Regions from separate parts of the Homo sapiens genome. Here region 2 is linked to region 1. Evidence: chromatin loops called from intact Hi-C (ENCODE). Cell type or tissue: heart left ventricle. All regions are shown on one strand. Links, peaks and the distances in the headings refer to the core of each region. The heading gives the core; the rest is flanking DNA.

What was found. Hi-C counts contacts between places; a loop is a spot of excess contacts. Peaks named below come from ENCODE experiments on the same cell type or tissue, not always from the same donor. Only the 100,000 strongest peaks of a DNase experiment are listed, where the experiment ranks them.
Region 2: it touches region 1 in a loop (2.2-fold over the local background); 18 of 110 quality-filtered maps call a loop at or near these places.

What each region holds. Positions count from the first base shown.
Region 1 is chr4:146,091,417-146,100,149 of GRCh38, forward strand. No RefSeq gene overlaps it. Among named protein-coding and RNA genes, the nearest start is that of LINC01095, 26 kb to the right of the region's middle. RefSeq lists an enhancer at 8,237-8,476. In heart left ventricle, for the core only: a CTCF peak has its summit at 3,872 (motif pointing right); no DNase peak of the experiment used is centred there.
Region 2 is chr4:146,233,402-146,238,401 of GRCh38, forward strand. No RefSeq gene overlaps it. Among named protein-coding and RNA genes, the nearest start is that of REELD1, 21 kb to the left of the region's middle. In heart left ventricle, for the core only: no CTCF peak of the experiment used is centred there; a DNase peak (open chromatin) is centred at 2,540.

The sequences.
Region 1 (8,733 bases), core at 1,854-6,853:
GAGAAACTCTGTCTCAAAAAGTAAATAAATAAATAAATAAAATAATAATGATAAAATAAAAATAAAAAATAAAAAAGTCTCCGCTACTTTGGGGACAAAATGCTAACTGAAAATCAAGCTGATCAAATTGGTTGCTTTCAATTTTATGCTGTCTCTAGACTGAAGCTCAGAGCTTCTTATAACTAAGGAGGAGAGGAGAAAGATATGTAGAGAGCAGGCAGAAAAGAGTCTAAATAACCAAGGACTGCTATGCAGGTTGTGCACTGCACAACTCCAGAAAGCACGATTTACATGGACAACTATGTATGCATGCAATGGCCCTGAAAGGAGGTATCAAAGTAAAGAACAGAAAAGGCCGTAGTTGCACAGAAGAGTTCCTAGTCTCTGAAATTTCCCACAATCTAACTTTATGAGTGAAGCCCATTCTCATTTAACTACACAAGTAAGTGATGGATTTTGGAGAATCAAAGTCCATAGTATAGATAATACATAGGATTTTTCAGTGGGATACCTCTCAATAACATGGAAATAAAGGGAATGAAACTAACAAGGACCAACATGTAATAAATAAGGTTATCGATCTGCAGAAGTTCCCTAAAAGATTAAAACTGAGTAACAAATAGACATAATAAACAGTCAAATCTCATTTAAAACATAAATCAATATATATGTTGTGCAGTTTCCTGTATTTAAAAAGGTAAGAAACAGCAATGCTAATTAGGATGAACATATGTACTTAATTAAACATCCCACTTTCCATTAGTGAACACACAAGAGGAGCACAGTTTATGCAGTTTTCACAGGTTTGAGAATGAGCTTACTAACCATGTATAGGAGAAAAATAAGTACTGCACAGTTTTGAAGAGCATTCTGCATTTCATTGCTTTGGTTAAAAGTGTAAGGTGGGTAAACACCTAAAGGTCCTTCTATTTATGTGTGAAATCAAGGGTAGGTTCATGAGTTCTTTTTCGTTTTAAAGGTCTGTGATTTTATTAGCAATGATGGGTGATATACAAGAAAGAGGAGCAGAAAGAAATCATCCCTTTCCATGGACAAGTGCTTTCTTTTATCATTGTATCTCTGTGTGAATAAATTCTATAATTATTGTAAAGCAATATACACTATTCTAAATGCTTTTCTTTGGATCTGCATAGAGTGCCTTTGATGTAAGCAAGGCTGGGCAGTTGTTTAAAAAAGTGGTTTGGAGATCAAGTTCTTGACCTAATATGGACAAGGTCTATTTTCGACTCTTTCATTTGAAACTAGCAACAGCAGATTAAAAACAACTTTATACTGCAAATTCAAAGTAGAAATGTCTTTTTGACCAACATCTAATTTCTTGCTCTTTGTGATCCAAATTTGGTAAGCTTTGGGGAGTTGAATATTAAGATTATATTTCTACCTTGTGCAGAAGAGTAATTCTAGTCCATCAAATGAAATTGTAAGCGTCCAGTGAGGCCCAAGACTTGTTTTCATGGCACATTGATGGCTACTGGCTTGTGACCTATTAGTAGGTCAAGTTCATTGTCAGTAACCACCATATTATCCTAACCTCTTCTGCTGACCACAAAGAAAATGAACCAGAAGATAAGGCTCTTTCTTGGATCACTAATATTTTCCATTTGGGTACATTTATATCTTTCCTAATGTAGCAAAGTAGCATTAAGCGTAGCAATTTCAAGAGGTAAAGCAGAGGTGTTAGAGAAGCCAGATGGCTGCCAACAGAGGTCTAGCTCAATGGTAGTGTCCTGTCCCAAGTCTGTACTCAGATTTTCAGGTCTAGAATTGGTTCTGTTTGCACATCCAAATTTGACTGGGCTGAGAGATAACAGCAAATAACTAAACTTACAAAGGATTGATGTAAAAACTGGTATGCCAATTCCGTAGTTATAGTGGTAAATATTACTATGAACAGATTACTTATACCCCATATTCAGGGACTTCTTTTTTAAAGAATCTTGGTTTTTGGGAAGTTGAGTGAATTTCACAAAGATACCTGCTCTATCAGCCGTGATGAAACAGCACTGTGACAGAGAAAACCCACATAGTATTTCAAACAGGGAATTTTTACTATAAAAAAGAGAAAAATCAATCAAAAGAGAAAAATCAATCAAAAAGGAGAGAAAAACCACACAGTAATTCAAACAGGGAATGTTTAATATAAAGAATTATTAACTATAATAGAGAATTCGGATAATAATGGATTGACTAGTAAGAAATATAAATTACTCTACAGAATACAAGGATAGCAGATATAAGATTACTCCTAGGGCTGAGATAAAAGCCCTCAGCAAGAAACAGATCTTATTGCAGAGAGTGCAGCTGTGGCTCAAGGATGGCTGACAAGCCACTGAAATGCCTCACCAGTAGAACTTGCTGGAAACCCACCTTCTTGGGTGTCAAGGAAGCTATTCACAGGGTGGTGCCATGTTTTGGAATTTACTCCAGTGTCAAGCAGGAGGTGGTGGAGGAAGCTGCTGGCCACTGGGTGCTGGTGACTGCTACTTGCTGCAGGAACCTGGCAGTGGAGAAGCCCCACACGTAGAAGGAACCTAGAGAAGAGAACAGACCAGAATCAGAAAGATATACCCCTTCCTCCTCTTCTGTCTTTCTTGCACCCTCCACTGACAAACAGAGCATCATGCCAGATACCAAAGGAGAAATATTTACAGGGTCCAGCTCCATCCTCACAGAGTAGGTAATAAGGGATGGATTTGAAGTTGAGAGGCAAGAAATTGGTAACTGGCACAGTTGCTAAGTCAGCATGACATTCATTCAAAGAAAGGTAGACAGTCTTGAAAAACATATCATTCAAGCCAGGGAAAATGTAATGAATCTCCTTGTCCAAAAACAGAGCATACTTCTTTGTTTAAGGAAAACGTCTATGGGTTCTAGACCCATAACCCTTGGGTAGTTCTGGATAAACATAAATTCTTGTCCTGTTTTCCAAGTTCTGCTACAACCAACTTATTGCTGTTTGGGCAGGGTATTATACAATCAACATGATTTTAATTTTCTTAGATTTTTAAAATCACTTTCATGGCCTGTCTCCCTCACATTATAAACCTTACTGCTTTGGTGAATCTTGAAAGTTTCCTTTTGTCTTCAGCTGTGTATTACAATTTTGGGTACACCTACAGCTGCAGGTGGCTAACTCTTCGAGGCTGGAGATGACCTTCATTCAAAGTTACAAAATATCTCTCATGATAGCCTCCATCATGGCTATAGAGAGCTCTAATTCTCTCCAACATGACCTCAGAGAGACAAGATGCATTTAACTTTTTAGGCCAATAGTGTTTGATTTCATGAATTACTAAAAAACTTAGGAACAGCCTTTTTTATTACCCAGAAATAAGATTTGCAAAGGGGAATTAATAAAGTAAAAGGAATACTTATCCAGAGAGTATTTACTAGCAGTGTAACTTGAGGCATCTTTGTCCCTTGTTGCACAAATGCAAAATGTGTGTACTAAGAGCAACAATTTTGATAGGCCATTGTGAAAATCAATTCAGTTAATAGATGTTAAAGTGCTTAAGTCAGCACCTGGTACACAGTTAGTACTCATAAGTGATACATATGATCTGACATGAAAACCAAGAAATTTCTTAGATTTCTGGCAGAAATTTATCCAACTTGAGAGAAAAAGATCAGCAAGAATGAAGAATTTTAATACATTTTTGAAATAAGAAAAGGTATTGTACCCTTTGGTAGTAGAAAAAAATCTGCTTCCATTGACTATAGTCAGATATACTCTATTTATTAAGCATAATGGGAACTTGTGAGAATGTAGAAGATCTGTCCATTTAGGGCCCAAAAAACTTCAGGAAACAGTCTCCAATGGGTTTATGATGGATTGGGATGCAAATTCAGTGTCACTAGATGGCGCTGTAGAGCAATTAAGCTTGGTTGCTTGTTAAAGGTGATTTTAAACACTATTCTAAAATTGGGTTATTTTCATATGAACATTTTGCACAAGCATAGGTAGTTATGTGAGCCAAAAATAGTGTGCCTATGTTCACCAGGGTTTTTAACCCACAAACAGCTGGTGTGGCAAGTATGAGAGACCTTGAGAACAAATGACCAGGAGGAATAGTAGACTTACGGGAAGATAACTGAACACAAACCAAGCTAAGATTCAGTAGCTGACTGGGATCACTAAATGGTGACAGAGAAACTGTGGTCCGAGGTCATCTTTTCAAAGTTAAGGCTAGCATCGGTAAAATGAAATTGTGAGCTAAATACTGCAAAAATAGAGCATTAAAATACTATAGCTTGATATCTTTATTTATATCTGAGGTTCTGATAGCATACCTGATGTTTTACTGTCTAGTTCACAAAAACAAGACTAAGTTGAAATTATATGTTTTCAAGTCTTATTTTGGATTAGTATTTTCACTTTCTAAAGGGCATGTTTTAAGGGATCCACACTATTATATAAAAAATTGTGTTTGGGATTTGGTAGAACTTTTTTTTGGAAATAGTGAGGAGAGAGGCATGAAGCAAAGAAAGAAGTTGGTTTTATATACAGATGTTAAGGAAGGTTATAAAAAAAGAAGAGAAGGTGCAGGCCACATTCAGACATTTGACTCACATTATAGTGCAGTAAAACTAGTTGATTCAGTTCATTGCCTTCAATCTCCTCAATCAGTACAGCCTTGTCAATTTTTAAACCAGCCAGCAGAGAGCAAGAATGACTGGATGGCTGTGCTGCGATCCATTTATTGTACTACACAGAGCTATAGCTAGATTCCTACCAAGCCATAACATCACGAAGGAACAGATTGCACTTGACCTGTAGATGAATGGCTTTTGATGGGGACTTAGATGGAGATAAAGGAAGTCAGCTGCTATGGCTCTAGCATTAGAAATGGTGGGATATATAATATAATAGTATAGAAATGGTGGGAAAAGGAAACACTCTAACAGCCTTGGAATAAAGAAGAAATGGAGATAAGAGATTTACAAGGTTAAGAAATGAAGAGGAAATATAAAGGAACTTAAAAGGAAATTATTCCTTGGCTTCAGGAAATTAACTACTGATTCTTTCCTTGTAAGTTGGAGCCTTAAATAGTAAGAGATGTCTGTGGTGTGTAGAGAGGAACGTCTGTCTTATTGTGTGGTAACTCAGGATACTTGGCGTTCAAAGGTATAACATTTCAGTAATCTGGACCTTGGAATCCCCACTGGTTTTAGTGTTGTAATCTTCAGTCTCTACAAAGTTGACCTCAACTGAGTCACTGATACTTCATTAATGATTTTTCATTATCTTTAGATTATTAGACTTTAAGTTTGAGTTATAGGATTCCTATTTCAGGCATCTTCTTAAAATTAACTAAGGGCAAATGTGTATAATTCTTAGGTATTGCCTCTAAAGTCAAGGTTCAGGTGATAATTCAGTTAAAAAGTCAGTTCCTGAGTATAATGATACAGAGAAAATGTTATTTCTGTTGCAGCTGGTATGAGAATCCCATCTGAGGAGGGTTTTGCTAAGCCCATGAGACACTTACAAAAAATTAGGCTACACCCTGAGAAAGAAGTGGACCACACATCCCAGTGCCTCCCCATGGTGACAAGGGATTGGGGGTGGGAGCTGGGGGTGCTTCGGGAAGGTGCTAGACAGAGAGAATGAAATGCTGGTGAGAGGGTAGAAAGGGACCCCTCCTGGGGCCAGTCAGATCTACACACGTGATTCCCAACACATGATAGGCTTAATGTGAGTATATCCTTTGGGAAAACCCTGAAGGGGCTGAGTCTTGAACCCAGCGAGCATGTTTGAATTTAGGGGGAAAGGCCATCATGAGAAATATGATGTTGGTAATTTTAACTTTTCTTTAGTGCAGTCATTTAAAGCTGACAACAGGTCACCTAGCTGGAGAGCGGCAGATTTGCCACCCCACACTCACCCCGGCAGAGTGGAAAAGCAACTCTTGAACAATGAAATGAGTGAATGTGGAGATGAGTGAGGCCTTCCCGCCTCCACAACTCACCTTCTGTATCTATATGCCCCCCTGATGGCCCCTTATAGCTGGGCCCTCCCTGCCTCCAAAGGGTTAGATGAACTGAGTAACTGATAAATTACCCCCTCAGCTGTCTTCTCTGTGAGATGAGGAACTAATAGGATCTCTCCCGTGAGTTGTGGTGGTAATTCACATAAAGCCCTTAAACTATTACTGGTCATATGTGATGGAATATAGAATATATGTTAGTTCTTATCATTAAAAAATGACCTATTCTAATACTCTGTGCAGTAGTAACAGATGAAAGAAACATGACTCTCAATTTTTAAATTTTCCTCAGCCTTTGCTTCATGACTGTGCAAAAACACCAACTCTGGGACTTTTAAAAGACTTGGTACCCTAATGTCGAGAGAGGCCCAGAGGTCCTACTGCTGTGCAGTCCACCCTCCAGCAACAGAAACTCTGGCCGAATGCCAGGGATTAAAATATTCCAAGGAAGACAAAGACTAGAGCCAAAGCAGAAAGAAATCAAGATAAGAAAAATAATCCCTTGAGTGACACACAGTTATAATTAAATAACACAGAACTAAAGCCAAGCATTTTTTGTTATGCCCTCTATGAGTAATACTTGTGCTTTGAAACTTTTAAAATATTTAAGGCAAGAAGAAATGAAATGCATGGCAACCAGTTAAGGTCATACATTTAGGACAAAAATAATAAAATATTAAAATGAAAGAAATAAATGTTCTAACTGAAATACTGAGATTCTGTGGAGATGAATTATTCAAAGTAGGAAACACATGTGACCTCCAATCTATTATATAACGGGAGAAATGGTGGTAAAGTTCAAGTGTAGAGCAATGCCAAGAGATGAGAAAATGATGGCAGGTAATGCTTAACAATATTCTAAAATTATGCTTAGATTTAAGGAAAGAGACTTCAAAGAAAGAAGAGGCAAGTTTGGCTAGTATAAAATGGAGTCTGGGGGCTTGAAAATGGTATTTTTCAGTCAGAACACCTAAGTAGTCAGGATAGACTAAATTATGCTGTAGTAACAAATAACTCTAAGCCTCAATGGCTTCAAACAGCACAGTTTTACTTCTTGCTCACAATAGATGTCTATTATGAGTTAGCAAAGATCTCTGTTCATCAGTCACTTAGGAGTAGGATTTCTGATGGTACAGCCACCATCTTGAACTTTGCCAGTCTCTGTTCTAGAGGGAAGTGTGAGCCCAGGGTTTCAGATCATATAAAATACTAATGTCCAGAAATGACTCATGTTAGTTTTGCTCAAACTCCCTGTCCAGGACTACTTCAAGGGGGCCAAAAAGTACAATTTTACCCTGCAGGCAGAAGTGGGGAAGGAACAAGAAGAAGAAAAAGATTTGGAGAATAACTCCAGCGGTTCCCCTGCAGCTCCACATGGCACTCCTTGGAAGGAAAACCTGTTTGTATGGCTGGGGGCTTCACGTACTTTGTTCATGAGAAAATCAGCTCCTGACCCCAGCACTTAACATGAGCAGGATTTTTGTGACTAAGATGTTCATAACTTAGGGTGACTTTGAGGGAAGGATTGTAGCTTTATTTTTAGTATTAATTGCCATGCATGTAACAGAAATCCAGTAGGCTATGGGAACAGGCAAGGGCCTTTGCAATTGTCTAGCCTCAGGGTCTTGAATCCAAATGCCTACAAGAGCCAAGGCAGGAAATGTGCATGAATGGGGGAGTCCGGGTGGTGTGCAAGAAGGGGTTGTCATGAGAGGGTGCACTGAGGGTACATGTCCTCCTGAAGGGAGTGACTGCTTCTCAGCACAAGCAAAGGGCCAGTGTGAGGGATTATGAGATGAATGTGGCCAGATTTTCTGACTTTTTAAGAGAAGTCAGAGAGACACGGTTGTTTTTTGGTTTTTGGTTTCTTTTCTAATTTTAGATGTGAAATCTAGTTTTTAAACCTTGGTTTCAAATTATAAAAAATTTAAAACACCATTTTGAACTAATGAAACATGGCTATAGCCTACCAGTTTATGACAATTATCCCGTGTTTTTTAATCCTCCTTTCTCACCACTTTTCCCCCACCCTTATTCCTCCAGCAGCAGAAGAACCCTTTATTTGGTCAAAGTCCAACTCAGAAAGTCAATATCTAGAGTGGATATATGTGGGGAACTGCTCTGATTGAAGCAGAGTGAGGGCCTGGACCCTAAAATTCAGCTGTTTCCCCTCTTCTCCCAGAACTCAAGAAGCACAGTTTGAAAACCACAGAATGAGTGGAATGCAAGCCTCTGCTTCTTCAGGTGAGGATTCAGACCAGGATACAGAACCAATCAGAGGCCTGTCAGTCCAGAAGTCCTTCCAGAACACCAGCAGTCCTGCATTCATCCATGTGCTGACCACAGTGCCCACTAGAGCTCCCCGTGCAGTCAGAGATTCACTGAAGCCTCTGTCAGACGTCATCATGAAATGTACCCTGAAAAGACTCTTGCACAGGACACCCTGCTGGCAACACGTGGGGTGAAGGGTGCAGAGGTTGCCTTCTCCAGGGAATTATATTCTAAGATGTACATTTCCATCTTGGCAAGCTCAGAGACAAACACCCAGGTACTGTGCTCTGAAGCAGTTGAATTAGTAAACTAAGAGGAATAACATCTTGGGGAGCATTAGTGCTGGTGCTCTTTGTGCAGTGGGACATGGAAAGTGTGAGCGGCAGGACAGATCCTCAGCAGGGTTGAGAAGGAGCTACCTGGACTTCTGCATGTATGGGAGTTTTAGTAACTTAAT
Region 2 (5,000 bases), core at 1-5,000, 140 kb after region 1:
CTTTTTTTTTTTTTTTTTTCTGAGATGGAGTCTTGCTCTGTCACCAGGCTGGAGTGCAGTGGTGCAATCTCAGCTCACTGCAACCTCTGCCTCCTGTGTTCAAGCAATTCTCTTGCCTCAGCCTCCTGAGTAGCTGGGACTACAGGCACGCACCACCATGTCTAGCTAATTTTTGTATTTTTAGTAGAGACGGATTTTCATCATGTTGGTCAAGATGGTCTCTATCTCTTAACCTTGTGATCCGTCCACCTGGGCCTCCCAAAGTGCTGGGATTACAGGCGTGAGCCACTGCACCCGGCTGACAACTTCTCTTGAAGCAAACTTCCCACCTCACTTCCCTGGCCCAGTCACTTGAAGGCCACACGAGTTGTCATGGTAGTCACTGGCTACAATTCCTACCACGTATCAGATAATTTTTTGCTGCAGCATTCTGACTAGACTCTTTTTTGGCCAGGGCAGCTGGAGTCCATGGGCCTATACTCAAACTACATAAGTGATCGTGAAGGTCCTCTAAGCTTCACAGAAGCCCCAGAGGGGAATGAGTAGGAAGTGTTAACTTAACCTGAAAGCTCTTACTAAAGCATAAAGCCATTAAAAGTAAAAAGAAAAAAAAAAAAAAAGAAGGGAAAGGACTCAAATACAACATCTTAAAATAGTTTTTGTGTTTTGTAGGAACAGCTACAAAATTGCTCAGCCAACCTCTTCTTGGAGGAAAGAAGGTATGCGGCTAAACACATATTTGAGGGAAAATGATGGATAAATAATTGCTGAAAACTTATTATATTTTAAACTAATGCTTTTATATCTATAGTGCTAATTTAATAACTACACACCATGGGTAGTGGTAGCCTTAATCTTTTTATATTCAGAGACTATTTTTGATATTTTCAATTGATTTTTTCCCATAGATAGAATTTTAGTAAAGTACAACTTAACATTTTACTGTAGCTTGGCTTGCTGTCCCACTGTTGAGGCTATCTGCATTAATTTGCTGTTATGCTGTTTGTTTTCCTTAAAAAAAAAAATTAATTAGCAAAAAAAAAAAAGTCAGCAAACCAGTAAATATTTAGACATGGGTCACACTTTATTTGCAAGTTATCTGGGAAGGGCTGGCAATTTATGAATAAATTTCAGATGATGGCCATGTCCTCTCCCTGTTTCAGACTTCCAGTATTAATCAGTGATCCTAGCCTTTCTGGGACACAGACTGCGTGTTCTGATTTCATTTCACTCCAGCCTATCCCTCTTCTAAAAGTAGCAAGAAACTTCTTTTATTCAAGTGAAATTAATTTGCATTAACTTGTTTTATTAAACTTGAGAACTTCTCCAGGCTTACAGTATTCTGAGCACTCTGCTCCATCTGCCCTGGCATGGTGCAAAACCAGGGGTGGTCATCTCTGGCTCCTGGTTTAGCATATCAGGAAGACATTAGTGATAAAAGGAAGACTAGTGGTTTGGTTGTTTATTCTGCTCTTTAAATTCACAAAGAAAATGGGAGCGTTTTGAGACTCCTGTTCTACCCATGACGATTGAGGCCACCAGGACAACTACAGCCTGTCAGATGTATTCCAGAGATTTTTTGCTTTCAAAACATAAATCAGTTCATGTTGCTGTCTCTGAATTCCCTAATGGTTTTCCATCTCTCTCAGAATAAAATATGGACATCTGATTGGGCTATGTCCTGCGAGAGCTGGCCCTCTGACATTGCCCTCTTCCTGTGTGTTCACTGTGCTGCTCTGAGCTCTCCGGGAAGCTCTGTGCAGCTCCCTTGCTCTCCTGTTGTCTGGAACCCTGTTCCCCCAGGCATCCAGCCTTCAGAGCTTTCTTCTAGAGCTGCCTCAGCAGAGAGCCTTCTCCTGACCATTGCAACCTCTAATCAACCTAGCCTCCTACACTGTTTAATAATATTGATAGCACTTATAACCACTTGAGTCATATATTTATCTGTGTTTGTTTATTTTCTGCCTTCCCCAGACACAGATGCTTCATAAAGACAAGGACTTTGTTTTGTTCACTGCTATATTCCTAGTACATAGCTTGGAGTCCACTATTCCTAGTACATAGTAAGTAATCAGTAGGTATGTGTTACATTTGTAAGTGAAAAGTTCAATACCCGTGTTACTATCACCAGCTCTTAGTGTAGATTAAAGTTGAATACGTGGCACCTTGGGTAGCTCCAGAACACTTGGGAATCAGGCAATGTAAGTTTCCCTCCTAGAGGTGAATTAAAAAGAGTTCTATGGGTGACTGTCCTCAGTGCAGGAAATGCTCTTATGTCTCAGATCCAAGGCTCCAGGGAGTTCTGGGCAGGGAGGAACCGAGAATAGACTTCCCTCTCGATCTGCGCTGGGGCAGAAGGAAGGCTGACTGGAGTCTTTCCAACTCAGAAGCTCCGCATGACAGCTTTTCTTCAGGTTACATCATGTGGCGCAGGGTTTCTCAACCTCCGTGCTGTCACCATCTGGGGTTGGATATTGCTTATTTTGGGGGCTGTCCTCTGCCTTGCCGGATGGTTAGCAGCATCCCTGGCCTCTACTCAGTGCCAGTGGCTCCCTCCTCCCCAGTTGTAAAACCAAAATTGCCTCCAGACATTGACAAAGGTCCCCTGGAGGGCAAAATCACCCCTGTTGGGGAGCCACCGGTCTAGGAAACAAGGCATGTGACTATAGGCCCCAGGCTGAAGTGGCATTTCCCACATGATTTCCACACCCAGGGATGGAGTGGGCAGTACTGAGATGGAGAACTACAGGGCTTACAAATTGGAGTGCCTTTAAAGGTCTTCTGACTCAGTGGTTTTTAAAACCAAGTCAGTAAACCAAAAAAAAACTGAATGCTCTAGGGGAGGTTTGGGGATATCTTCCCCTCCTGTTTCCTTCTCCCAGCATCCCTTTTGCCCATTGCCTCAGAAACTCAGGGCTCCAGCAAACAGGGATTGAAAACCATGAACAACGCCTTCTTCAGATGAGGAGAACAAGGCCACGGAGAGGTCAGTCCAACAACAAGCAAGTCTAGGGGAGTCCTCAGATTCCTTCGACCCACCCTGACTTCCAAATCCGCTTTTCCTTCCACCATACTTGGCGGCTCATTTATTCTCTTGGATCATGTTAGGTATTGTAAATATTTCAACAGATCCAGAGAGAGCCAGGAATCAAGCAGAAAAATGGCCTGGAGTGATCACTTTACAGCCACCCTGGGAATGAGGAGGATGATAGGACACTGGAGACTGGTCAGTCATAGTGAGTGAGGCCTGGGCATGACCTGCCAGGCTGTGACAGGGCCCCAGCAGTGGGCCAAAGGGAGGAGAGACAGCAAGGGAGGGAGGGACTGACATTATCCCAGGTAGGAGCTCACCACGGCAAGAAGATGTTTCTCATTGGTTTACAGCCACCATCTTGAACTCACTGCCTTCCTTTCTGTGGGCTCTGCAATTTCCTTCCTTCAGATGGCATCTTGGGAGCATCGTCCCCCCTCACCTGATGATAGATGTCTTCTGCAAAGTGTTTTGTTGCTTTATATAGGAAAGAGGGTGCCTGGAAATACATTCTATTGGATATTAAAGACTGTATTTCCCTGATTTATTGTCAAGCTACGCATGGTTGTCTGAGAGGCAAGGAACCAATGGGATATACATTTTGACTAATGATTAATTATTATATCGAAAGTGATATTTTCCTATCAACTGATAGGCAGGAAAAATAGACTAGAGCTTGCTAGGTTAGCACCATGGGTCACAGATGTTGCCTCTGCATTTTCAGATTATATTATCCATTACAGGCGGCACCTTCTCATTTAAAAATATAATTTGTTGTTCTCCCAGACGAAAAAAGAAGCTGACATTTCACATGCAAGCCAAAGATTAGAATCACTGCACAGGGCCGCATATGGAAGTACATTAGGATGTGGTGTCCCTGAATCAAGGACACCAGGCGGCCAGTGCTGGGAGAGATGTAGAAGGCAGTGACTTCTGATCTTTATTATGCAAATGTGCAGCCCCCGAGCCAGGCTGTTTAACCTCATCAGGGGAAATGTCGCTGATCATTTCAAGCTCCAAATGTAGCACAAGCATTAGTGCTAGTATGTTATTATTGTTATTATTATGATTTGGCGGGCATATGGAAGCCCAAGCCCTCTGATTTAAGCTCAGTCCCTCCTTGCTCAGACCCTCTGGGATTGGACATAAACTCCTCTTGATATTAAACAAACAAATATTTTTTTCTTTCTCTTTGTAATGCTTGTTGGTGAAACATTTTGCAGGCCTGGTTGTCTGCCAAACATGGGTGAGGATGGTGAGAGCTTCATGAAATGCAATCTCTACCCCAGAGGCTTAGTGACAGGGTGCCTTCTCTCTCCTCCAGGGCTCTATGCCCCAGTGGCAGATGCATCTAGAGGAAGCATAAAGAATGGAGTAGGGGCAGGAGAAAGGATGGATCGGGGAGTGGAAATGGTAAGGAGGATTGAAAAGAGAGATGCTGCATGGGCTTAGAAGGGGAAATTTCCCTTATTCCCACTTGCGGGTCATTGCTCTCTCAGAGCCATAAAGGAAACTGAGGACCTGCTGAACAGGCAACAGAGAAGTAATTAAACGAGAAGGGGGAAAGTCAAAGACAGCTGATTAGTGGCCCAGGGTAGTTGAATGCAAAGGTTGAGCATCTTTGAAATCCAGATCGCTAGACCTCAGTTGGCAAGGTCCGACTTTTAGAAGAAATTAAGTAAATAAAAGTGACATATTAAGCTGTAGTAACATTCTAGAGGAAAAAAAAAGCAAGCAGTACACATCCCTTTTTCCTCCGCCAGCCTGGAACAAGGAGGGAGATTGGTCATTGCACAACTGGAAAGACTAGAAACTTCTCCAGAGACTCTTAGAGTCCTTCTCATCTAGCCCCAAGTCCTCTTCATATAAACACTGTTGCAGGGATCCCAGTCCAAGTGAATCAGTTTTTGTGAGCGGAATCCACATCCCTATTTTTTAAGGCTTTCCAGGAGATTCTAAAGTGCAGCCA